Regions from separate parts of the Homo sapiens genome. Here regions 2 and 3 are each linked to region 1. The links are chromatin loops, found by intact Hi-C in ENCODE. Cell type or tissue: heart left ventricle. All regions are shown on one strand. Each heading gives the region's core, and the rest is flanking DNA. Links, peaks and the distances in the headings are about the cores only.

What was found. Peaks named below come from ENCODE experiments on the same cell type or tissue, not always from the same donor. Only the 100,000 strongest peaks of a DNase experiment are listed, where the experiment ranks them.
Region 2: it touches region 1 in a loop (2.0-fold over the local background); 3 of 110 quality-filtered maps call a loop at or near these places.
Region 3: a loop joins it to region 1, with 2.2 times the contacts of the local background. A loop is called at or near these places in 17 of 110 quality-filtered maps.

What each region holds. Positions count from the first base shown.
Region 1 is chr12:14,564,363-14,572,059 of GRCh38, forward strand. PLBD1 (phospholipase B domain containing 1) reads right to left here and starts at 3,521. Exons shown (of 11, transcript NM_024829.6): 1 at 3,220-3,521. The coding sequence starts at 3,334. It overlaps PLBD1-AS1 (PLBD1 antisense RNA 1), which reads left to right and starts at 3,370. Exons shown (of 6, transcript NR_120465.1): 1 at 3,370-3,444; 2 at 3,657-3,830. RefSeq lists silencers at 2,366-2,542, 3,282-3,391 and an enhancer at 2,787-3,468. In heart left ventricle, for the core only: no CTCF peak of the experiment used is centred there; DNase peaks (open chromatin) are centred at 3,069 and 3,459; H3K4me3 peaks cover 2,097 bases; H3K27ac peaks cover 1,501 bases.
Region 2 is chr12:14,380,848-14,388,544 of GRCh38, forward strand. All of the region lies in intron 1 of ATF7IP (activating transcription factor 7 interacting protein), which reads left to right. Among named protein-coding and RNA genes, the nearest start is that of ATF7IP, 19 kb to the left of the region's middle. In heart left ventricle, for the core only: no CTCF peak of the experiment used is centred there; no DNase peak of the experiment used is centred there; H3K4me3 peaks cover 1,747 bases; H3K27ac peaks cover 1,864 bases.
Region 3 is chr12:14,615,272-14,622,968 of GRCh38, forward strand. GUCY2C (guanylate cyclase 2C) reads right to left here. Exons shown (of 27, transcript NM_004963.4): 22 at 6,734-6,926; 23 at 5,771-5,945; 24 at 3,940-4,038; 25 at 1,362-1,456. It overlaps PLBD1-AS1 (PLBD1 antisense RNA 1), which reads left to right. Exons shown (of 6, transcript NR_120465.1): 5 at 3,881-4,102; 6 at 4,467-4,484. Among named protein-coding and RNA genes, the nearest start is that of GUCY2C-AS1, 47 kb to the right of the region's middle. In heart left ventricle, for the core only: a CTCF peak has its summit at 3,900 (motif pointing left); no DNase peak of the experiment used is centred there.

The sequences.
Region 1 (7,697 bases), core at 1,971-4,470:
GACACTGGTAAGCCATGGCAATGTGGAAAAGGCAGTGTCCCAAAATCAGGGACCAGCAATGCTAGGCAAGCACCATGCAGTGGAGGGGCACTCTCTCGGCTGACTCAAGTGTATGATGCCTACCAGGAGACAGACAAATCAGGCCTCCAGCCTGACAATCTGTGATGTTATCTACCCCCATGTGGTTTGATTACAGTGAGAAAGTGCCTAGAGCAGACCTCACAAATATCCAGTCTGCCTGACAGTTATATTTCTAACTAAAAATTATGCTAAGTCTGATGAATAGACTTGGGTGTATATCAGGGTGAATCAGCTTTCTTAGCTGTGATCAGATATGGAGCAGTAGAAAGACTGAATTTCTGGAGTCTAGCCCTGCAAGGCCGAGGGCCAGATTCTGAACCAGTTTTACCAATATACATACCATATTATGAGTCTCTCAGCAGCCAACCCTAAAAGAATGTCTGCAGAGTTAAAGGATCAACTGAAACTGACTCCAATCATAGGTCTGCCAAATCACCTTATGGAGACTGAATGACTTCCAAGATGTTAAACTTTTTCAGAACCAGATAAAGGTATGATTTATTTCTCTAGTGACCACCTGACTTCTCTATACATACCACTTAGAAAAAATTATATAAGGACCTTCTAAAATCAATTATGGGGCTTTTGGTCTGGAAAGATAAACGCAACACCATATGTCTGAAATCATAGCTTGAAAGATTTGGCTAGAATGACTGTGCAATTATTTGTCAACTTCTGGAATAATAAAACTATAGAGTAACCTTTACAAATTGAAGAATATGCAAGAATTAACTAAAAGTGTCCGGGCATGGTAGCTCACACCTGTAATCCCTGCACTTTGGGAGGCTGAGGCGGGCAGATCACCTGAGGCCAGGAGTTCGAGACTAGTCTGTCCAACCTGTTGAAATCCCATCTCTACAAAAAATATAAAAATTAGCTGGGCGTGGTGGTGTGTGCCTGTAATCCCAGCTACTCGGGAGGCTGAGTCAGGAGAATTGCTTGAACCAAAGAGGTGGAGGTTGCAGTGAGCCGAGATCACGCCACTGTACCCAGCCTGGGGGGAAAATAAAAATAATAGGAAATAATAGTAAAAAAAAAAAAAAGTAAAATTAAAAATTGAAGAAGTTGTTTTTGGATAGATAGATGCATATGAGTGGATATAAAATCCATTCCAAGGGGATGGACATGCAATCCCTTTAGTGTTTACTGAATTCCTACTAAGTTCAGGGTACTGAGCTGGGTACTTCAGAGAACACATGACAAGTGAGAGGTAGCAAGTCCCAGTTCTTTACTCTTTGGTTGTTCGCAGGCTAGTAGAAGGGTAAAGACAAAGACCCAAAAAGCCTCAAGGGAAAACAGATTAATGTGGGTAGGACAAAGGAAACAGAGATCTCATCTGCTGAAATAGTGTGGCATCACCAGATGTCCTTAACACCTAGGTAAGTAAGAATCCTTTCCAGATTGCTGGGCATGGTGCTGTCAGGATCACTTCATCTCAGAAATGTCCTTACTTTCTGCCTTGGCTCCAGAACCTCCAAGCATGGAGTCAGCTTCCTGTTGGAGGAACTGTTTAAGATGCAGTTTCTTACAAGGTGGTACCTTCTTGAATAAATAGTGCTCCATCTTCAGAAAAACAACGCCTGTCTCACTCCTCAGGCTGCCCCCTCCACCTACAAAAACACTTAATCTCACTCGTCCAAAAAAACAGAAAAGGAATAAAGATTTTAGCCAGCATTCCAAACACAAAAGCTACCTCCACTTTTGGGACCCTCCCCAGCCTCCCCCAGGTACCTCTGAATGAGCTGTCTCCCTAGACTAGAAGTAGACACCAAGGCCACCTCCATAGTTTAGGCAAAGAACACAGAAAATCACGAGTCAGGAGCCTGTGGGTACATCTGATCCCACAGACTGGAAAGATTTAAGATTGAAGAGTGATAACTAAGCAAGTCTCAAAAACGAAGGCTCTTGATGATGGAAGGTAGTGTAATAAGAATCAGTACACATATTTAGGAAGGGGCATCCTCCCCCAAGCCCCACCCTACTCTTGTACAAGGTCAGCACAGAAAAGGGGATTATGAAATAAGACAAAATTAATTCTCTTATTATTACTTTAGAATTCTTTCAAGTCCCTTAGTTACAGTTCATAATCTTCACCTCCTTAGGAACGGAAATCATAAATCCAAGGCTTTTTAATTTAATTTAATTTAATTTTGGCAAAGGATGTAGATTTGCATGAATACCTGTAGAGATAAAACCTGTTTTTCCAAGAGGGAAGTAGTTAAGAAAATGCCCTCTGGCATCCCCTAACTCTGTCTTATTTGCTGTGTTATCTTTATGCGAATTACTTCTGATCAATCTCACTTTTCTCATCTGCAGAATGGGGAATATAATCCTATTTAGGATTATATATTAAAAAAAAAAAAAAAAAACTGCCGGGCGCGGTGGCTCATGCCTGTAATCCCAGCACTTTGGGAGGCCGAGGCAGGCGGATCGCCCGAGTCAGGCGTTCGAGACCAGCCTGTCCAACATGGTGAAACCTCGTCTCTACTAATAATGCACAAATTAGCTGGGCATGGTGGCTGACGCCTGTAATCCCAGCTACTTGGGAAGCTGAGGGAGGAGAATCGCTTGAACCCGGGAGGCGGAAGTTGCAGTGAGCCGAGATCACACCATTGCACTCCAGCGTCGCCCACAGAGAGCGACTCTGTCTCAACAACAACAACAAAACCAAAAGGCCCTTAAGCCCACTGCCAGGCACGTATCAAACTGACAATCGTGCAATCGTGATTTTAAGCCAAAGTCAATGTAAATTTTTAAAACACAAAACAAATGGCAAGCCGGAACCATACCTCCCTACAATCTGGATAAATATATTTAGATGCCCATTGGCTGGAGTTTTTAAGACCAGCCCAGGCTCTGTGGGCCAAGAATCGGCGCAGGAGCGAACCGATTTGTTGGCCAAGAATTCGGGCCAAAACTTGTAAAGTTGGCAGACGCACTCGCCATGCCCTTCTCAAGTGCCCTCGCTGCGCAGCCGCAGGGCTGGAGCGAGACCGCCGGCCGGAGGCGCGTTTCTCTGAGTTCACCCAGGAACCAGACGCCCGCTGGACGTCAACTCGGCCGGACGCGGGGCACGGGCGCTAACAGGCTCCTAGGAGCCTCCCCGGGCGCCCCCCGCCCAGGGCGCGCTCTGCTCACCTGCAGGTTTCGGCGGCTCCGCGGTGACTAACAACAGCGGCAGCAGCAGCAGCAGCAGCAGAAGCGGTGGCGGCTGTGGCAGCCCCGGGCGCCCGCCCGGACCGCCGCGGGTCATCGCTCCACGGCCGCGACCTTCCTCTGCGGGATCAGGCGGCCGCGGTGGCCCGCGGTGGCAGAAGTTGCAAGAGAGGCTCCTGGCCTACTCAGGGGCGCCGCCTCTCCGAGGTGGGGCGTCCTCAACTTTCCTCTTTCTTGAGCCCGGCCTGCTCCGGGCTCTGAGGGGCGAGGACGCTTCACGTGGTGGCCTGGGGCCCACCCCGCCTAGGAAAGGCGGATCCTTTACGTCTGACCCTCTAGCAACCCCTGGGCCGGTCTGGGAAAGTTCCCCAGCTGCACTTCTGGGAAATGCAGAGGCTGCCTGCCGCTTTCTTTCGCAGTTTTGCGGCCCAAGGCTTGGGCGAATCAGTTCACATCAACACCCCTACTAGCCTCTCCCTCCGGGGTCGACCATTTATCTCCAGCAGCGGACCAGGCGCCCGGGCCAGGGTGACATGCGCGCCCTGCCTACACGCAGCTCGGATCCTCTGCTGTTTCTGGAGAGGCCTCCACAGGTGCGTTTTCCTCAGCGATTAGCGTACCCCTCATTCCCAGGCTGTTTAACCTAAATCCATGCGCTGTAGCTCAGATTTTTTATCCTTTTTGCTTCCTCTTCGTTGGCTGGAGCCACCACAGGAGAGTGATTCAGACGGGGCTGACACTAGACACACTCCTACGTTTCTGTGGAGTCCCCATTTCTGTGTGGGGTCAGTTAAAAGTGACATTGTGAAGTAGTCAAAAGTTATGCCTTGGGTGATATTGTGAAGTTGGCACCGGGTGCCCTAGGTGACATTGTGAAGTAGGCAAAAGGCATTTCATTCATTCACTCAGCATTGGCTGGGCCCATCTTATACTCCAGATACCAGTGATATAAAGACAGCTAAGAGCATGCCTCACCACAGACAAAAAGAACTAAGCCAGCCGGGCGCCGTGGCTCACGCCTGTAATCCCAGCACTTTGGGAGGCCGAGGCGGGCAGATCACGAGGTCAGGATATCGAGGCCATCCTGGCTAACACGGTGAAACCCCGTCTCTACTAAAAATACAAAAAATTAGTCGGACACGGTGGCGGGCGCCTGTAGTCCAGCTACTTGGGAGGCTGACGCAGGAGAATGGCGTAAACCCGGGAGGCGGAGCTTGCAGTGAGCCGAGATCGCGCCACTCTACTCCAGCCTGGGCGACAGAGCGAGATTCGTCTCAAAAAAAAATAATAATAATAACAATAATAATTTTTTTAAAAAAGAACTAAGCCATATAGATAAACAAGTACACAGAACTTGCCATTCTACTGTGTTAGAGCTATGTTTAAGGTGCAGTGGGAGAGGGGGAAGGAGGGAACAAGCCACCTCTCAGATGGGAACCTCAGCACCCCACTCTTCCTCTTGGCCTTTCTTCTAAGCTTAACCTAGGTGTCAAGGAGAGATGAGAAGAGAGAATAAGCAGTACCTTTCATAACGGGGAAAATGTAATTGTTAGAAAAGATAAAGAACCTAAAAGTTCATCAAATCTCTGTGCAAATTGTGAAACACAAGTCACAATTTTGTGGTCCAGGCACCATGGCTCATGCCTGTAATCCCAACACTTTGGGAGGCCAAGGTGGGAGGATCACCGGAGCCCAAAAGTTCAAGACAAGCCTGTGCCACACAGGGAGACTCCAACTCATTTTTATTTAATTAAAATTAAAGTCACAATTATGTTTAATGGCATTTAATGAATGAAGACATCGAGGACATTGTAAAAGTTGCACATTTTCCTTCAAGTTAGAAAATTAAAATGAAGAAAAATTAAAACGAAGACATCGAGGACATTGTAAAAGTTGCACATTTTCCTTCGTTAGAAAATTTAAATGAAGAAAAATTAAAATGAAGACATCGAGGACATTGTAAAAGTTGCACATTTTCCTTCAAGTTAGAAAATTAAAATGAACCAAAAATGAAAATTTTGGTTGTGTTATGATGGGAAGAGAACCACATTAGGATGTTCAAGGAAGTGGTGCCACCCCAAATATTTGAGTCATATTGCCCTATACCACCCTCCTTCACCTTACTAACCCTTCTGATCCAAGGAGCCAAGTGTTCTGATGAAGTAAGATGCATATAAATGCCTAATGTGAACCTTGAGGCATTCATTCATCTATTATTTGTCATCAAATATTCGTTGACTCCCATGTTCCAAGCACAGAGCAGTAGACAAAACAAAGTCCCTGCCCTTGCAGAGCTTGCATTCCAGTAGTGGGGAGCAAATTATACATATAAACAAATTAATTGGATCAGGACTTCTCCACATCAGCACTATTGAAATTTTGGAGCAGACAACTCTTTGTTGTGGGGGGGTTGTCCTGGACACCCCTTGGCCTTTACCTACTGGATGCTAGTGGCACCCCCATTGAAAATGTCTCCAGACATTGTCAAATGCTCCCGTAGGGGGGCAAAATTGCCCCCTAGTTGAGAATCACTGAATTAGATGATAAATCTTGCTTTCTTTAAATTATGCCAGTTTTACATATCTGGGAGGAAAATGAGCTGCAAAACTCACACATAGTTAGGAAAATAAATCTTGGGACCCCAAAATCACTAAGCCAAGGGAAAAGTCAAGCTGGAAACTATGTCAGGCAAACCTGCCTCTCATTTTATTCTGAAATAAGATAGCTACAAAGATAAGAAGCTACATACCTCCCTCACAGTTTGCCCACAAGGAAATTCCCTGTGGACAAAGGGAAGACAGAACTTAAAAGTCATCCCTCTGAGGCTCACCTGAGACAAATGCACATCTGATTGCTTCCTCTGCAGTATTGTTTATGTAAAAATGCAGACTCCCTGGGCCAGACTAAGTTGTGTATTCTGTGGAAGGCTGATCAAGGATTCAAAAGAATGTAACATTTTGTCTCTTTTCTACTTCTAACATGGAATACCCCACTTTGAGTTGTCTCGCCTTACCATACTGAACCAATGTACATCTTACACGTATTGACTGATGTCTCATATCTCCCTAAAATGTATAAAAGTAAGCTGTACCCCGACCACGTTAGGCACATGTTGTCAGGACCTCCTGAGGCTGTGGCCCTGGTGTGTCCTTAACTTTGGCAAAATAAACTTTCTAAATTGACTGAGACCTGTCTCAGATTTTTTGGATTCACATACTAAAGCTGCAATGAGGAGAACCAAAGATGCCAGCTGCGAAATGTTCTCATCACTTCTATAATGGACTTGTGTGGTTTGGGGCTACTCAGCGTCCATTATTCTCTTCCTGTACCAACTTTTGGTGCAGGAATGCCAACTTTTGGTGAGCCAAGGGTGGAGGTGTTTCTACCAGGAGACACAATAAGGAAGTATTATTGAATTGGAATTTGAAAGTGCATTACTGAATTGCAATTGGTCTTTTTTGAGCTCCTCTTAAAACATAAAAATATGTTTGAATGGTTAAGAATAGGATTGTAGTATTGGTAATTTTGCCTTACTATCAAAAGGAGTAGGAGCATTGGATGCGGTGGCTCACTCCTGTAATCCCAGCACTTCAGGAGGCCGAGTTGGGTGGATCACTTGAGATCAGGAATTCGAGACTAGCCTGGCCAACATGGTGAAACCTCGTCTCTACTAAAAATACCAAAAATTAGCTGGGCATAGTGGCTCATGACTGTAATCCCAGCTACTTGAGAGGCTGATGCAGGAGAATCAGTTGAACCCAGGAGGCAGAGGTTGCAGTGAGCTGAGATCGCACCACTGCACTCCAGCCTGGATGACAGAGAGAGATTCCATCTCAAAAAACCAAAACCAAAACAAAATGAAAGGACTGGGAGCATAATCTCACCTGGGAAGCACCACTGGGGACTCAGACTCCTCATCCCAATGGGCAAAGAATCCCAGCAGCTGAGTTGCTGGCCCAAAGCAAGGGGAACATGGAAAAAAGGTGGAGAAGAGAAGTCACATATAATTATCTATAGCCAGGTGACCAGTTGCAGAAACAAAGATAGTGGTCTCTATTGGCCTCTATATTTCTTTCCTTGCTGTAACATGTATGTGGTGGATTGAAAATTTTACAGTTACAGTTCCAGAATGAAATATCCAAAATGTAAATTTGTTTCTTTTCCAAAAAAGTGTAATTAACTTAGCATTCAAACACATCCACTGATGGTAATTTTTTTTTTTTTTTAATTTTTTGTAAGACAGGATCTCACTATGTTGCTCAGGCTGGTCTCAAATTCCTGGGCTCAAGTGATCCTCCCACCTTGGCCTTCAAAAATGCTGGGATTACAGGTGTGAGTCCAACCAGTAAAAATTTTTAAATACCAGATTTAAGGTTGCGCAATTTCATTTGGACCAAATCCTTAGTGTCCTTTGCCTTCTTTATGTCCTTACCATTTTTCCTTAAGGATGACCTTAGCTT
Region 2 (7,697 bases), core at 2,706-5,205, 180 kb before region 1:
GACTTCAGGTGATCCACCTCCCTTGGCCTCCCAAAGTGCTGGGATTACAGGCATGAGCCACCGTGCCCGGCCAGGTACTCTCATTTTTAACTGCAGATGTTGTCTTCAGACTTTTGTTAGGGTTGGGAGGAGCAGATAGTCACTGTTAAATGTGTTTGGTAAAGGCTTCTAAGGTATCTTTCTGCTTCTTAAACAGCTGTCACTATTTTGGCCATTTTATCGTTCTCTCTGCTCCCTTCACTCTGGTTTTCAAAGGTGCTTGGTTCTTTTACTTTCTATGATTTTCAGATTTCTGCCAGGTAAATCAGATTGGTTCTTAACTTGTCACCACTGCAGCTTGGAATATTGTATGTTAGGGATTGCTACATTAGTTACAACTGGTCGTGCTTATTTATTTTTTTTGAGACAGAGTCTCATTCGGTCGCCTAGGCTGGAGTGTAGTAGCTCGATCTAGGATCACTGCAGCCTCCACCTCCCAGGTTCAAGTGATTCTTGTGCCTGAGCCTCCCTGAGTAGCTGGGACTACAGGTGCGCCACCATGCCTGGCTGATTTATGTATTTTTAGTAGAGACTGGGTTTTGCCATGTTGGTCAGGCTGGTCTGGAACTCATGGCCTTGAGTGGTCTGCCCACTTTGGCCTCCCAGAGTGTAGGGATTACAGGCTTGAGCCATCGTGTCCGGCTGGTCCTGCTTATTTTTCAGCTTCCCAAATCTTAGTAGCTGTTACCTCTTATTTCTCTCTGTTTTTTTAGGATTTATGTAGTTTTAGTGGGATTAGGTGTTTTTGGTTCATCATCTTAATACCATTCTAACATGCCTTTTAGATTTAAATATGTGTAATGTTAATAATAACTTACAATTAGAGCATCTTAATTAAATAAATAAAACATATATTTACTCTCAACCAAATACAGTGAAAATTTTTCTTTAGATTCTATAGTTTTCAATAATTTGCATATGCAGAGTTTTCAAATAGTATAATATATATAAAATGTAATGGTTGACTAGAATTAATTCTAGTTTTTTTTTTTCTTTCTTTACTAATTGTGTGACTCCTGGCAAATGATTACATTCTCTGGTCATAAAAATTTGAGATTGTAGCGCTCTTATTTTACATGGTCATTGCAAGAGTGAAATAAAAAAAAAATTGAATGCAGCCTGGGCAACATAGTGAGACATTATCTCTACAGAAAATTTTAAAAATTAGCCAGTTGTGGTGGTGTACACCTGTGGTCCCAGTTACTCCAGAGGCTGAAGTGAGAGAGTCTCGTGAGCCCAGAAAGTTGAGGCTGCAGTAAGCTGAGCCATGATTGCACCACTGCACTGTAGCCTGTCTACAAACAAATAAACGAAAAAACAAAAAGACTTGTGAAAAGTGCTGATTTTTAATTAGGAAAAGATTAAACATTGGATAGTCATGGAATTGTTTACTGAACATTAGAAATTGGTTGCAAGTGTTTATGCTTCTGTAAATAAACGATTGGTCTCATTACAAATGACCCAATATAAAACAAATTTCTTAAAACCTGTGACATTATACAGTCAAGGTGAATCCTGCTTTTTTAGTAATATTAATAAAACTTAAATCACTTTTGTTTCCTGTAGATTTTCTCAGAGTCATCTATCATAATAAGCACATAGTAGTTCCCATGTAGTGCCTGAAAAGTGCCCTACAAAAGTTATTTTTTCCATCTTGGATTCTGAACTGCAGATGTTTTTAGGCCAAGACTAAAATCTTAGTTGACATATTAGTTGACTTCTTCCTAGAAAGTAGGAGTTGAGATCCTAAAAATGAAGGTTCTTTTGAGATTTTTGTGGTAGAAACAAAAACACTGAGAATTTCAGCTCACTATTTATTGAGCAAATAACTGTGTTCTATACTATGGAAGAGAATGGAAAATGAATCAAGATGCGATTTATATCCTTATATAAAGATTATTTGCATAAAGATACAAGTAATGAAATGGTGGTAAGTATAATGATGATATGCATAAAAGATATTGAGAGAGTAATGATACCTGGTTTGGGGATGTGCGTATTAAGGAGAGAGTAAGCAAAGAATTATCAGTGATAGGGTAATATAGGTTGAATCATGTAGAGGATATATCAAGTAAACTATAATAGGATAGTTTCTTTGGGATAAAGGTGTTGGCCTTGACACTATTTATCTGAATAACAGCCTAATTATTTTCCTTTTCTAAACTGTTTCATCAGACACAGAAACAGAACCAATGTGTGAAGGGATGGATAAAGCTCTGTCAGCTGGTACTAAGTGTTGTCTGGGTTGTATTTCTGCTTGTATCAGTTTTGTGAAATTATTTAATCTTATTGGAGAATTCTGGATTTTCGGATTAGGGATGTCCAACCTGTATTATTAGTAGCCAGCAGCTTTCTCTTGGTAGACTATGTTTAGACTAAGAAAAAAGTAGTCAGGATTTACATTGGAAAAGTATTTGGCAAGAGAAGGGAGGCTTGAAGAAGATATCATCCATTTGACAGTGTGTTCCATAATTTAAATCTTTGTGGATCAGACTTCCTAAAAACACTTTGCTTCCAGAATGTAAGAAAGTGTTCATTAGGCAGCTCTGAATATTTTGGCTATGTGTACCATCTTTCCCCACCCCCCAATTAAACATAGATTCCAGTGCTACAGTAATATCAATTCTGTTCCAGCCTTTCTCAATTTACCAAATCTTGCTTTTGTTTTTAATTATAATTTTTTTTGAGACAGGATCTGGCTCTGTTGACTAGGCTGGATGGAGTGCAGTGGTTCAAGTTCACTGTAGCCTTGAACTTCTGGGCTCAAGTGATCTTCCTGCATCAGCCTCTTGAGTAGCTGGAACTACAGGTTCATATTACCACACCTGCTAATGTTTTAAAAATTTTTTTTGTAGAGACAGACAGAGATCTCGCTTTGTTGGCCACGCAGGTCTCAAACTCCTGGCTTCAAGAGAGCCTTCCGCCTTGGCCTCCCAGAGTGTTGGGATTATAGGTGTGAAGCACTGTGCTTGGCCTAAATCTTGCTTTTAATGAATAGTCTTTGCTTGAGAATCACAGTTGTATTTTTAAAGAATTAATATGGCTTGGATCAAGTTTAACTTTTTTTTTCTGATATACTGAAGTTGTTACATACATTATTCATTTTGCCTCATGGAAAATACATAAGGACCTTTTAAAGATAAGTAATTTAAAAAACTTTTATTATGGAAAATTTCAAATATATACTGAAATAGAATGAGATAATAAATTCTGTGTGCCCATTGCTCAGCTTGAACCATTGTCAAGTCATAGGGCCAATCTCCTTTTAGCTATATCCCTATTACTCCCCTATACCCTTAAAACTTTTTAGTAAATACCTATATTTAGTGATAGATAGAACAAGATACACAGGTTAGCTAGATTTTAGGAAGGTAGACTGAGGAAGAGAGAAAGAAAATGTGGATTCTATTGCTGATGTGAACAGGTTCTCTCTGTGCTTTTGTCCTTCCCTTCTCTTTGATTGATATGTTTCTGCCAACCCACATTTGTTGGAGCTCTTTCAAATTTGTCTTGCTAATATATCTATTAGACTGAGTTTTACTCTTTTTTAAAATTCCCTTCTTTCCATCAGGGTGCCTATAATTCTTTGTTTTTATTTGCTTTTCACTCACATCAAAAAGTTGGGAGGTCTTTGTCAGGGCATGAAATGTAATTTGCCCTGGGACTAAACACTCACCTGGGGATGTTAATGTTTGTGACCATCTGTACTACTGAAGAGAAGAAATTATTTTTATATCTATGGTAAATTACTCAATAAGCTTTTTGCCATCTTCTAGAGATTCTGTTATCAAGGTTCAAAAATTTAATTGTAGGCTTTAACTGTTCTGCTAGATTTGAGCACTTTGGGGCTTTTAGATTCTGTGGAGAAAATCTTTAGCCTTCTATAAATTGAAATTAACTTAATCAATCAAGTCATTTTCAGGATTTAAACAATTTTCTAGAAATTATAAAATTGAAATTCTTTTCATGATAAAACTATAAAAGGTAAAAAAAAAAAAAAGGCCTTGAGCAAGGTTTAACTTTTTTTTTTTTTTTCTGGACTGAAATGGAGGCTTTCTTTCAAGCGAATTCCCTGATGTTTGCTCTGTGTGATTTGGCTCCATCTCTGTAACTGCTAATATGTGGCATGGATTTCAAGTTGTTTGGGATCTGGATGTGCCCAAAGTCTGTATTGCAAGACGGGATTCACAGGCATTATGTTACAAAACTGGCTTGCTGCCTTCTGTTTTCTTTTTCTGTGTCCTGTGTAGCTGCATTGTTTGTTGCAGTATATGCATTAGCTGTTGTCTATGTTCAGTTTCCTGCAGGCTGACAAAGTGGGAGGGGCTTTGTTTGTTACATAGCTGAGTTTTCACTGTGTGAGTTCTTGAGTGCACATTGCAGCCATCTTAATTACACTTTTGTGCAACTGAGACTGTGCAGCTGTCTCAAAATGGCTGCTAACCTAGTCTTTGTAGCTGCTTAGGCAGCAAGTATGTCAGTGAGGAGACTTGTCACATGCATCAGGACCAGAGGTAAGAACCAATTACTCTTTTATCTTAAACATTCTCATTTTTTTCTTTTTTAAAAAGGAATTTAACTGAGTTTACTTAGAGGGGTGAACTTAGAGCTTGGTTTTTAAAAAGTTGAAATGTTTGGTAGAACCTTTAAGCCTTTATTATGGAAACAGTACATAGCATGGTGGGGTCAAAGGTTAAATTCCTGTAATTTCTCACCATTTTATGTTCTGTCATTGCCAGAACATTTGATCACCATAGTAGTGCATTTCTGGCCCTAATTAATGTAATATTCCTTTTGTGTAGGCTATTTTAGTGTGTTTGGTATTTATTTGTAGAAATTAAAACAATATATTATCTGAATAGATTTTTTTTTTAAAGGATCCATAAGTAAGCCTTGTTTTGCACAAAGACTACAATTTTTCTACGGTTTTGTGAGGTATTGTGTGGAAGCTTTTTGGAAAGAAGGGTAATTATATAAATCATGAAAAAAAATTTTTAATACTGTCCAAAATCTTTTTTTTTGGCATTATGGGTTGCAGTTCTTTCTCATCATGCTGCCTCCTCCCAGTATCCAACTCTTTGACATTTTTAATGCTGCTTTGCTTCTTTGTTCAAATTACTTTTTGCTTAAGTTGGCATTCAGATTCAGATTTTGAATTTAGAAATAAATTCACATCTAGTCATGGATACCTCTTTTTAAAAAATATATCTAATGTATTCAAATACCATCAGAGCTGAAGTACTCAGTTAATTAAGTTATATTTTCATTTTAGTCTTAATTCAAACCTGTAGTATATTTAAAAGAAATATAGCTCAATGATTTTGTAAATTTAATTTCAAAAAGTTTAAAAAGCTTTCTTAACATCGTTCTGGAGTAGAAATGTTTATTGAGATACTGTAAGTCTGTGGTTACCCAGAAAGATGGGAGAATGAAATTCTTATTCACGTAGTATTTCAGATAGCAGAAAAGGCATACTTTAAGCAGCAATACTTAAATTGCAGTACCTGTTAAAATATTTTTTAGCTGGTATAATATACTCCTGGTTTTGTCCGTAGAGTATTAAGAATATATCCCTGACTTATATGACATAGAACAGTAAGTTCTAAACTTTCTGAGTAGAGCAGCTTTCTAAAAACAGAAACTTTTTGCATGTTAAACTCTTAGGGAGGATTCCAATATATAAAAGGGATACTTATGGTTTCTGCTTAATTCTGCAAGGCTTAAGAAACAAAAGGACACGTGATATTTTATTGTTATGTACTTATTTTATATTGTAAACTTATTCACATGTCATGTGTATTTAATAAAATGACAATAATTATGCTATTAAGATAAACAAAACTTGGAAACGAGATCGTACATGACAATTATAATCTTGTATTAGATCCAGATCTAGTTCACTTATTTGTAGAACCTTGGCCTCTTAAGGCACTGTGGAATTCAGTTTGAAAATTATTCTAGAATGTGTCTTCGTTATGTTGATTTTTGATGTTCATGAAGATGGAATATAAGATCTATATGTACATGACTTAACAGTTTAAAATTGTTGACTTGTCTCAGCCTTGTGTTTATATTTGTTATTTACATTTTTTTTAAACAAAATAATTGTTTTTCCTAATTAAATCAGTGTCCATTTATTTAGTGGCTTAAAATATATTCTGGGATCAGTATTTATCTCAGTTTCATCAACAGCTTTAGCATTTTTGTTTCACTTTAGTCACTACATTGTAAAATCTTTAGGACTGTCTTATATGACATAGTAGATTCTCATAATTTGAACACTAATTTATGTAAATCATTCAGTCATATGAACTGTACCTAAAAAAGAAAAAGAAAAACATTTCAATGTGTTTGAGGGATTCTATTCATCATTCCTTTCAGTAAGGTTATCCTTGGAGTGAGTATGACATAGAAAAGTGAATGTGCTGTGACCTTGATCACTCTTATTTTCATGCCTTTTAATAGTAATAACAGCTCATTTTCTTGGTGGCGAGAGTGGGAGGGGAGGAGACTCTAGTGTTTAAAAATATGTGTATTTCAAAACATTTTATATAATGTCGAAAAACTGTCCATGTTGAAATTATTGAGCAGTTTATGCTGGTCTTGAGTGGGATCTTAGGGAAATTTTAATAACCCAGTCTTTTTGCCTTCTATTGCTAACTGTAATATTTGCCGCTACCCTCTACAAGATTATTACCTGTACATGAGGAAATACTAATGCCCTATGGTTACTCAGGATATTATTGCTAATTCTTTCCCTGCTGTGTTGCATTTTTGCAACTGTAAGCATAAATTACCCCTTAATGAGATGATTGCTTTTGGGATTGGTGATAGTTCTCAAATTTTCTGTTCCAAGTTCCAGTTAGCTATTATGCTGGGTAATTGAGGGCATAATAAATCTGGGAGCTGAATAATTGAAGTTTTATGATGTTATTTTGTCACTTTTAAAAATTCTCCCCTTTTGTTTACCCTTTTTCATGAACAATTTCATCTGCATAAGCCTCTAAGAGAAATGTTAGGGTGGTGGCACTGGCCAAGGGTCCAAACCTGAATTTGAATACTGTTTTTGCTACCTTTTTCTGACATTGACGAGCTTATTCCATTTTCTTTCTTTCCTTTCATTCTTTCTTTTTTTTTTTTTTTTGAGACGGAGTTTCACTCTTATGGCACAGGCTGGAGTGCGATGATGCTTCCTCGGCTCACTGCACCCTCTGCCTCCTGGGTTCAAGCCATTCTCCTGTCTCAGCCTGCCTCCTGGGTTCAAGCCATTCTCCTGTCTCAGCCTCCCGAGTAGCTGGGATTACAGGCATGTGCCACCATGCCTGGCTAATTTTTATATTTTTAGTAGAGGTGAAGTTTCTTCCTGTTGGTTAGGCTGGTCTCGAACTCCTGACCTCAGGTGATCTGCCCGCCTTGGCCTCCCAAATTGCTGGGATTACAGGCGTGAGCCACTGTGCCCTGCTAATTTTTTTTTTTTCAAGACGGAGTCTCACTCTGTCGCTGAGGCTGGAGTGTAGTGGTGAAATCTCAGCTCACTGCAACCTCCGCCTCCCAGGTTCAAGTGATTCTCCTGCCTCAGCCTCCCGAGTAGCTGACATTACAGGCGCCCATCACCACGCCCGGCTAATTTTTGTAGTTTTAGTAGAGATGGGGTTTCA
Region 3 (7,697 bases), core at 2,706-5,205, 52 kb after region 1:
TCTACAATTCTGCTACGTCAACAAATCCAACTGGTTGTCATTGTCCATATTTCCTTCTAGCCCTTTTTGCAATAAAGTTTTGCTACAAAACTTTTGCTACAGTTTCCCTATCTTATTACAAACACATGTACATCACAATTAAGAACTCATTAAGTGGCATTTCTGGGGCCCATCTGGAGGCTACGGAATGTATGGAAATTTACTGGAATACTGGAAACCCTGTTTTTGCTAAAGCTGGTATTTGAAAAAGAGATACAAAATACATATGGCCCAAACACAGCCAGTGAACCACTATTTTTAAAAAATGAGTTTAATAATATATATCTATAATATATATCAATAATTTAAAAATGAGTGATTGATATATATATATATATAATTGATATATATTGTTAAACTCATTTAAAAAAGTAGTGGTTCACTGGCTGTGTTTGGACCATAGCAATCCATAAACTGGTTCTATTTTGGGGTAAGTGTTCTTTGTAAAAAATGTACTTATGGAGGACTCAAAAAGCAAGTGTGATGTTAGGACACTTTTACGTAAAAGGAGACTTTTCCAAGGTGCAATCCAAATGTAAAGGCCAGAAGCATTATGGCTACCGGAGACAGGTAACTTACAGTTAATAGCTGGCTTTGCCAGTTGTGAAAAGATTCCAATAACTTTGGAAAAGCAGCCTGAGAAGCATTTGGAGACAACTGATGGCTATGGAGGGCAGCTGTTTTAAATGTGAGGAACTGCATGAAGAATCTGGAATAGCGATTCTCAAATATTAGTGTGGTCACAAACACATTATCTTGTTAAAAATATAGATTTCTGATCTACGCCCACAGAGAATCTTGCATAGTAGGCCTGGTAGAGTGTCCACACATCTGCATTTTAACAAGCTTCCAGATGAGGAAGAGGAGGAGAATGGGGCCACACCTTGTCATTCACTCCTTGTGATTCTAGAGCTTCCGAATAGTAAAGCAACTGGCAAGAGAGGTGACCTCAGATCATAGCAGCAGTGTGTAGTAAGAGTAGGGAAGTAAGTGGGGGGACAAGGGTTTTGATTCAAATTAAATAAGTCCTGGACCAGACTGTATGTAGCTCTTGTGTTTGGAGGAGGAACTGGATACAAAACCTGGATATGGCAGAGGAAATGCTGGCAGAGTTCAAAATCTCAAAAGGGCTCTTTGGAGTAAAGGCAAGTTTTGAGTTCACATTTTTTGGTGGTCATTTCTCTTGCAGAGGATGGAGGGTGCTCATCGTGATGAGTACAGAAGAGGATTAGCATGCTCAACTTTCCTGGCCAAGTCTCAAAGGAGGTGGCCCAAGCGTGTCTGAGAGCTTTTCCTATGCATTGTCTCTGTGGACTCCTTACCTTTAAGTATGTTTCTCCTCTCACTTCATAAAGGAACTGGCACTCAGTTCTCTTCAGGATGGCTATGGTGGAGCCACTCACGTGAATTCTCAAAGCTGGAAATGCAAATTGACAAATAAAAATCCCAGCTAGTACACAGCCTATTTGTTTCCCGTTGATTCAGGATATCAACAACACCTGAGACAAGAATCCTAAATCAAGAAGAAACAATTGTGGCTATTTTAATGAAAGAACACTTAAAAATAACATCAGAGAGATAAGAAATGGTATAGTTTGGATATTTGTCCCCACCCAAATCTCATGTTGAATTTTAATCCCCAGTGCTGGAGTCCTGGCCCCCGACCAGGTGTCTGGGTCACAGGGGTGGATCCCTCATGGCTTGGTGCTGTCTTTGCGATACTGAGTTGTCACAAGATCTGGTCATTTAAAAAGGTGTGGCACCTGCCCCTGCCACTCTCTTTCTTACTCCTGCTTTTGCTGTATGAAGTGCCTGCTCCTGCTTTGTCTTCTGCCATGAGTGAAAGCTTCCTGAGGCCTCCCCAGAAGCAGATGCAGGTGCTATTCTTCCCTTACAGCCTGCAGAACCATGAGCCAATTAAACCTCTTTTCTTATAAATAACCCAGTCTCAGGTTTTTCTTTATAGCAATGCAAGAATGCCCTCACACAAGAAATATAATCTCACGTGGGAAGAAAGAAGGCCTGGCATCAGTTTTCAGGGCCCTGCGTGATGTGATGGGGATCCCTAGGTTTTTCTCCATAGATTCTCATTCCAGCTCAGAGTAGTAGCCTGCGGGACCTAGTTTTAGATTTGGCTTGTAGTGCCAAGCTTGGGTGTTGGAGTTTGGTTTTGGGTCCCTGTGGAAAAGTTCCAATAAATAGCTAAAGCCTTGTGGGCAAGGTGAAGATTCGGGAGAGTTGAGGGGTCTTGATTTTCTCAAATTTCCTTCTTCTGGAACATTGTTATCCTTTGACAAAAGAAGTGGTGAGGGCACGCCCATTCACAAGTCCATTGATGTGTATCACCTTTCCCAATATAGGGGCCTAATAGCAATACCACAAACAATTACACAGTAAGAATAATGACAATCCCAAATTGTATACCTACCATGTACCATGATTGCTAAACGCTTAACATGACATCATCCCAAATTATTTCAGAAACCCTCTTGGCACGGTTGGTATTCCATTTTCAATTTGTATCTTTATCTTTCTGAGGGCTAGAAGGATCAGGTAGCTTTCTACTCAACTTATACTGAGAATGATTAACATAATTTCAATTGTAACCCAAGTCTGTCTGACCCCAACCTTATCCTTTTCCTTGCCAGCATGATTTGCCAGGACAAACTAGTATCACATTGTCAGTACACTACCAAAATACCATCCTGCCTCCTGTGGTTTCGTAAGCCCCAGCCATGTCTCCCAGTGCTTATTTTCTCTCTTCTATATATTTCTACTGCTACCACTGTCATCAATATTTATTGAGCATCTACTTCATGCAGCACATTGTGCCTCTACCTTGCCAAGCAAATGCAATATATTCCTTCGTATATAACAAATGCTTAGATTTTTCTTTACTAAAATCAATTCTTGGTTGGGTATGATGGCTCTTGCCTGTAATTCCAACACTTTGGGGCTTTGGGGGACCAAGGCAGGAGACTTGCTTGAGCCCAGGAATCTGTGACCAGCCTAGACAACATAGAGAGACCACACCTCTACAGAAAAAATTAAAAAATTAGCTGTGCATGGTGGCATGCCTGTAGTCCCAGCTACTTAGGAGGCTGAGGTGGGAGGATCACTAGAGCTGAGGAGTTCAAGGATGCAGTGAGCTGTGATTGTGCCACTGTGCCAAAGCCTAGGCGACAGAGTGAGACCCCATCTCAAACAAATAAACAAAAATCAATTTCCAGAAAAAACGAATATGCTTTGGGAGGCCAAGGTGGAAGGACTCCTTGAGGTCAGGAGTTTGAGACCAGCCTGGGCAACATAGTGAGACCCAGTCTCTATTAAAAATTTAAAAATTATCTGGATGTGCTGGTATGTTCCTGTAGTCCCAGGTACTTGGGAGGATGAGGTGGGAGGATCACTTGAGCCCAGGAGTTCAAGTTTACAGGGAGCTATGATCGTGTCACTGCACTCCAGCCTGGGTGACAGAACGAGAGCCTGTCTCTAAAAAACAACAACAAAAAAGCAAAACCAAATAAGAGGGAAACAGGAATGTGAACCAGAGTGTGTAGTTCTTACCTTGCCTACTGATTTTTTTTTAACTTTCATGAATCTATGGTAAATGCCAGGACTATTCTAAGTAGAATATCCCCAGATTCATTGTATATGAGCCAAAAATATAGAAATAGTCTAAAACTGAGCAAAAGTGGAAGAATAAAATAATTATCAGTAAACAACAATGAAAGCAAATGTAGCAAAAGGTGGATTGACACGGGTTTGTGTTCAGCTAATGTGAAGAATTATTCTACATCTCACTGGCACTTTGTATCTCCTTATTGTGCATTTTATCTCACAGTTGCCCTCTGCTGGAAAACAGCATCTTTGTCCTCTGAGAAAAACAGTCTCCCTTCTTACGGAGGCCAGTGGATTCCATCCTAGAGGCTGTGTTGACCGTATCTCCAAATAGACAATAACGAGGCATCTTGATTCCCACAACTCCAGCAGCACAGGGACCTGAAATGAAGGACAGAAAGCAGGAAGTGGAGGCAATAGAAATTGCAGAGTAGAGTGAAGACAGGTAAGCCTCTCTGTATGGTCACAATCCTGAATACTTCCTGTCATGGAGAAGTAGCTGAGGATGTGAAATGTGAGCTGGGACTTTTGGTTTAAATGGATGAATCCAATGAAGCATCATTATTCAATGCATGCGATCATAAAGTATTTTGCTCTCGCAAAGAAAACGACATTTGTAGCAAATAGGAAGGCATTCAGAGATCCAGATCACAAAGGTGATTTTAAATAGAAGGCTCTCAGGAAGGATGAAGATGAGCCCCACTGCTTGCTTACTGTGCCAAACCACACAACCCTGAATTTCACACTGCTGGAGGGCACTGTAGATTTGAAGCTTCAATGGCTCAAGTTTGTTTTATTTTTATTTTAAGGTGGCATTTCTGGGATTGGTGCCATGACAATGGAAGACAGAAGACAAGACAAAGGCATAACTTTCCGTAAGCATTTCATGGACCAGGCGAATGCAGCTGGATGGGGAAGCCTGTGGCACAAGGAGGTTCCAACAAGCAGAACAAAAGCCCAGGCTAGACTATGCGCTGTGGCATATTAGGTAGGAAATAAGGGTTATTCAGTCATGTATTTGCATAGAATGACTGAGTGCAAGGTGTTAACAGTTTCAGAAGTTAAAGATTAACTCAAAAACTGCAAAGCTGAGTTTTAAGCAATGCCTGGCTAAAGATTCATCTAGATGACTTCTGAGTTCCTCTCTTACAGGTGTTTTTTCTATAACACCTGTAACTCATCTCAAACCTTGATGTTCAAGGCTGTTGAATTAAACTAAGTTTGGCCTGAGGCTGCCTCTTAGGGGTCCCTACAAAACAAACTGCAACCTAGCTTGGTACATAAACAAACTAAAAGCCTAACTAGGGTATACTTACGTTATAGATAGCTGAGTCTCAGCCAATCGCAGTAGCTGAGCTTCAGCCAGTCACAGGCTGTCAACTGATGGGACTTTGACCAAATCAGGGGAACACAGAGGTTTGACCAATCAAGTTGTTTCTGTCCCTCACTTCTGTTTTCTGTCTATAAACATTGCCCGCCCACCTTGCCCATTGAAGCTCTCTGAACCTCTTCTGGTTTTAAGGGCCATCTGATTTGAAAATTATTCTTTGCTCAATCAAACTGTGTTAAATTTAATATGCATAAGCTTTTCTTTTAACAAGGCTATGTAACTTTCATGGTCTTTGAAAGTGACTCATGTACTTTCTGTATAACTGCAGTGGCAGGGAAGGGAGGGGGTATAAATATTATAGAAATTTCACCATCTGTTCTTTATTTCCCCTTGTAGATAATCTAATCCACTTAAGATACTATAATATTTTAGTGGGAAAATATATTGAAGTTGGGGGTGGGGAGAAAGGGAATGGGGAGGAAATAAATGAAATCATAGGTATGGTGATTTAAATAGGAGTCCAAAGCTTCTTGTTTTCGTACATGTTTGGTGTTTATCATGTCAGCAGTCAGTGGTGCCCTCAAAGGTCTTGTTCTTAGAGTTCTCTAGGAACTGGGTCTAAATATCTCAGGATGCATAGTGGGACCTCACATTTGGCAAAAAGAATTAAGAGTAAAAATTATGTGAGGTCGATCACACTTGAAGACCTTTTATCCTTTCTGATTTAGTTGGTGCACAGCAGTACATATGGTTCCCAATTTGCTAAGATGCTCAACTCCATACCAGAGTGAACTCCAATGCGAATCCATATTGGGAGGCCAGGAAGATGCTCCAGCTCAAAGGTCCCCATGAAGCTGAGGATTTCCAAGGCCATCTTGGCAATGTCTATTGCATGCCGATTGCCATTTCTCTTAGGCAAACCACTAGCCACCATGTACGCATCACCGATGGTTTCCACCTGTGGAAACAGTTTCTCATGAGTGCCTCTGCCCCTTTGAAAAGTATAGAAAGTAAACAGAAGCAGTTAATCACATGTCAAACACAAAAAGTGATTTGGGAACACAGTATGAGCATAGCCCTTTACACTTTTTCTGGGGCCAGTTGGATCAGTTCTATGCTGATTTCTTCAGGGTTTTTATAGTCCAGTTAATGGGTGATAAAATAGCTATAAAGGAATTTAGCCATTTAAAAGTACTTCATAATTATATAAATTGTCCAGATGTGGTGACAGTTCTAGAAATGTTCAAATAAATAATCTGAATGGTTTTATGTAATTTGAGGAACACCCTTAGTTTCCTGAAAATTAATCCTTTAGCAAATGTCAACATACTATTTAACAGAATATTGTACTTTGTAATATGTAATTGTATACATTCTTGTAGTATGATTTTCTATTTATTATAACCCCAGTGTCTTCTCTGCTTCATTTGCAGTCAGCCTAAACACTGCCCATTTTTTGGAGGTGATTTAAGAGTATGCCATTTTGTCTAAATTTAATACTTCAAATTAATTCCTGCTGAACTTCCTGTTGTATCTTTTTTGCTGCTTCTTAAAGTTGAATGGTAATTTTGACTTCTCACTCCTCTAATCCTTCTACTTCTCTTCACTTTTAGCTCAGATTCAACCACCAATTCACTAAATGTGAAACTAGAGCGGTCAAGAGTAGTAACAGAAACAACCAATTCAGGCTCTGATGACCTTGAGTTGTACAATTAATGGTTTCAGCCTGTTAGGTGATGTGGTTACCTTGTAGACATCATGATGATCAACAATGTGGTCAAAACTCTTATAGATGTCATTAAGCATGTCCACCACTTCCATGGGGGTGCTGTATTTGCAGATAGTAGTGAAACCTACAATGTCACTGAAGTAGATTGTAACTTCCTCATATAGTTCCGGCTCCACAAAGCCTTTCTCCTTCAGAGACTTTACCACTAGCCTAGATGAACGAAGGGAAAAAAAATGCCTTCAACTTCAGCAAATTTCTTCTTGTTTCACATAAATCTTTCAGGTAGTAGTGATTGTCTACCAAGAATTCTAGAATTTGAGACTTCCAGTGAATTGAGTGAATCGGAAACAGAGGTTGTGTATATCATATACATGAACATATTACACAAATACACATATAATGCATGTTGTGAACACAGATGAATACAAGCAGGTTCAACATTAACTTAGTGTTTGATTATTAATCCTAATACACATAAATAGATAACTTTAATATCCTCAAAACTCTCATACATATACATACTTGTCCACTTTTTGCTTCTCTATTGATAATCAACCTCTTACAGATGTGGCTCTACATGCAGAAGCTGAGGAGAGTGTGGTATTACTTAAATCACCACAGGTATCAGATCTGAATTTCTCAACAAAGTTGATAGTTTTACTTTCCTGGCATATGTAATATGGCATTGCTTAATATTACTATGAAATAATGATGCATTTAAATATAAATTTTGATATATTCTGAACCAGAGTTCATTTGATATTTTGAACCAGATTTGGGTCCTTTGTAAAGCAGAATCAATCATGTAAATAAATTAAATCATGCTAAAACTGTAGAAGTCAAATTAAAGCAACTTTTAGAATATCTTTGCTGAATGAGGAGCAGCATATCAGATTCAAGATTGAAGGAAGAGAACCAGAAGAAGGGACTCCATACTTGGTGTGCCAAGTTACCTCTTCATTGAGAAAAGGAAGTGAGGGC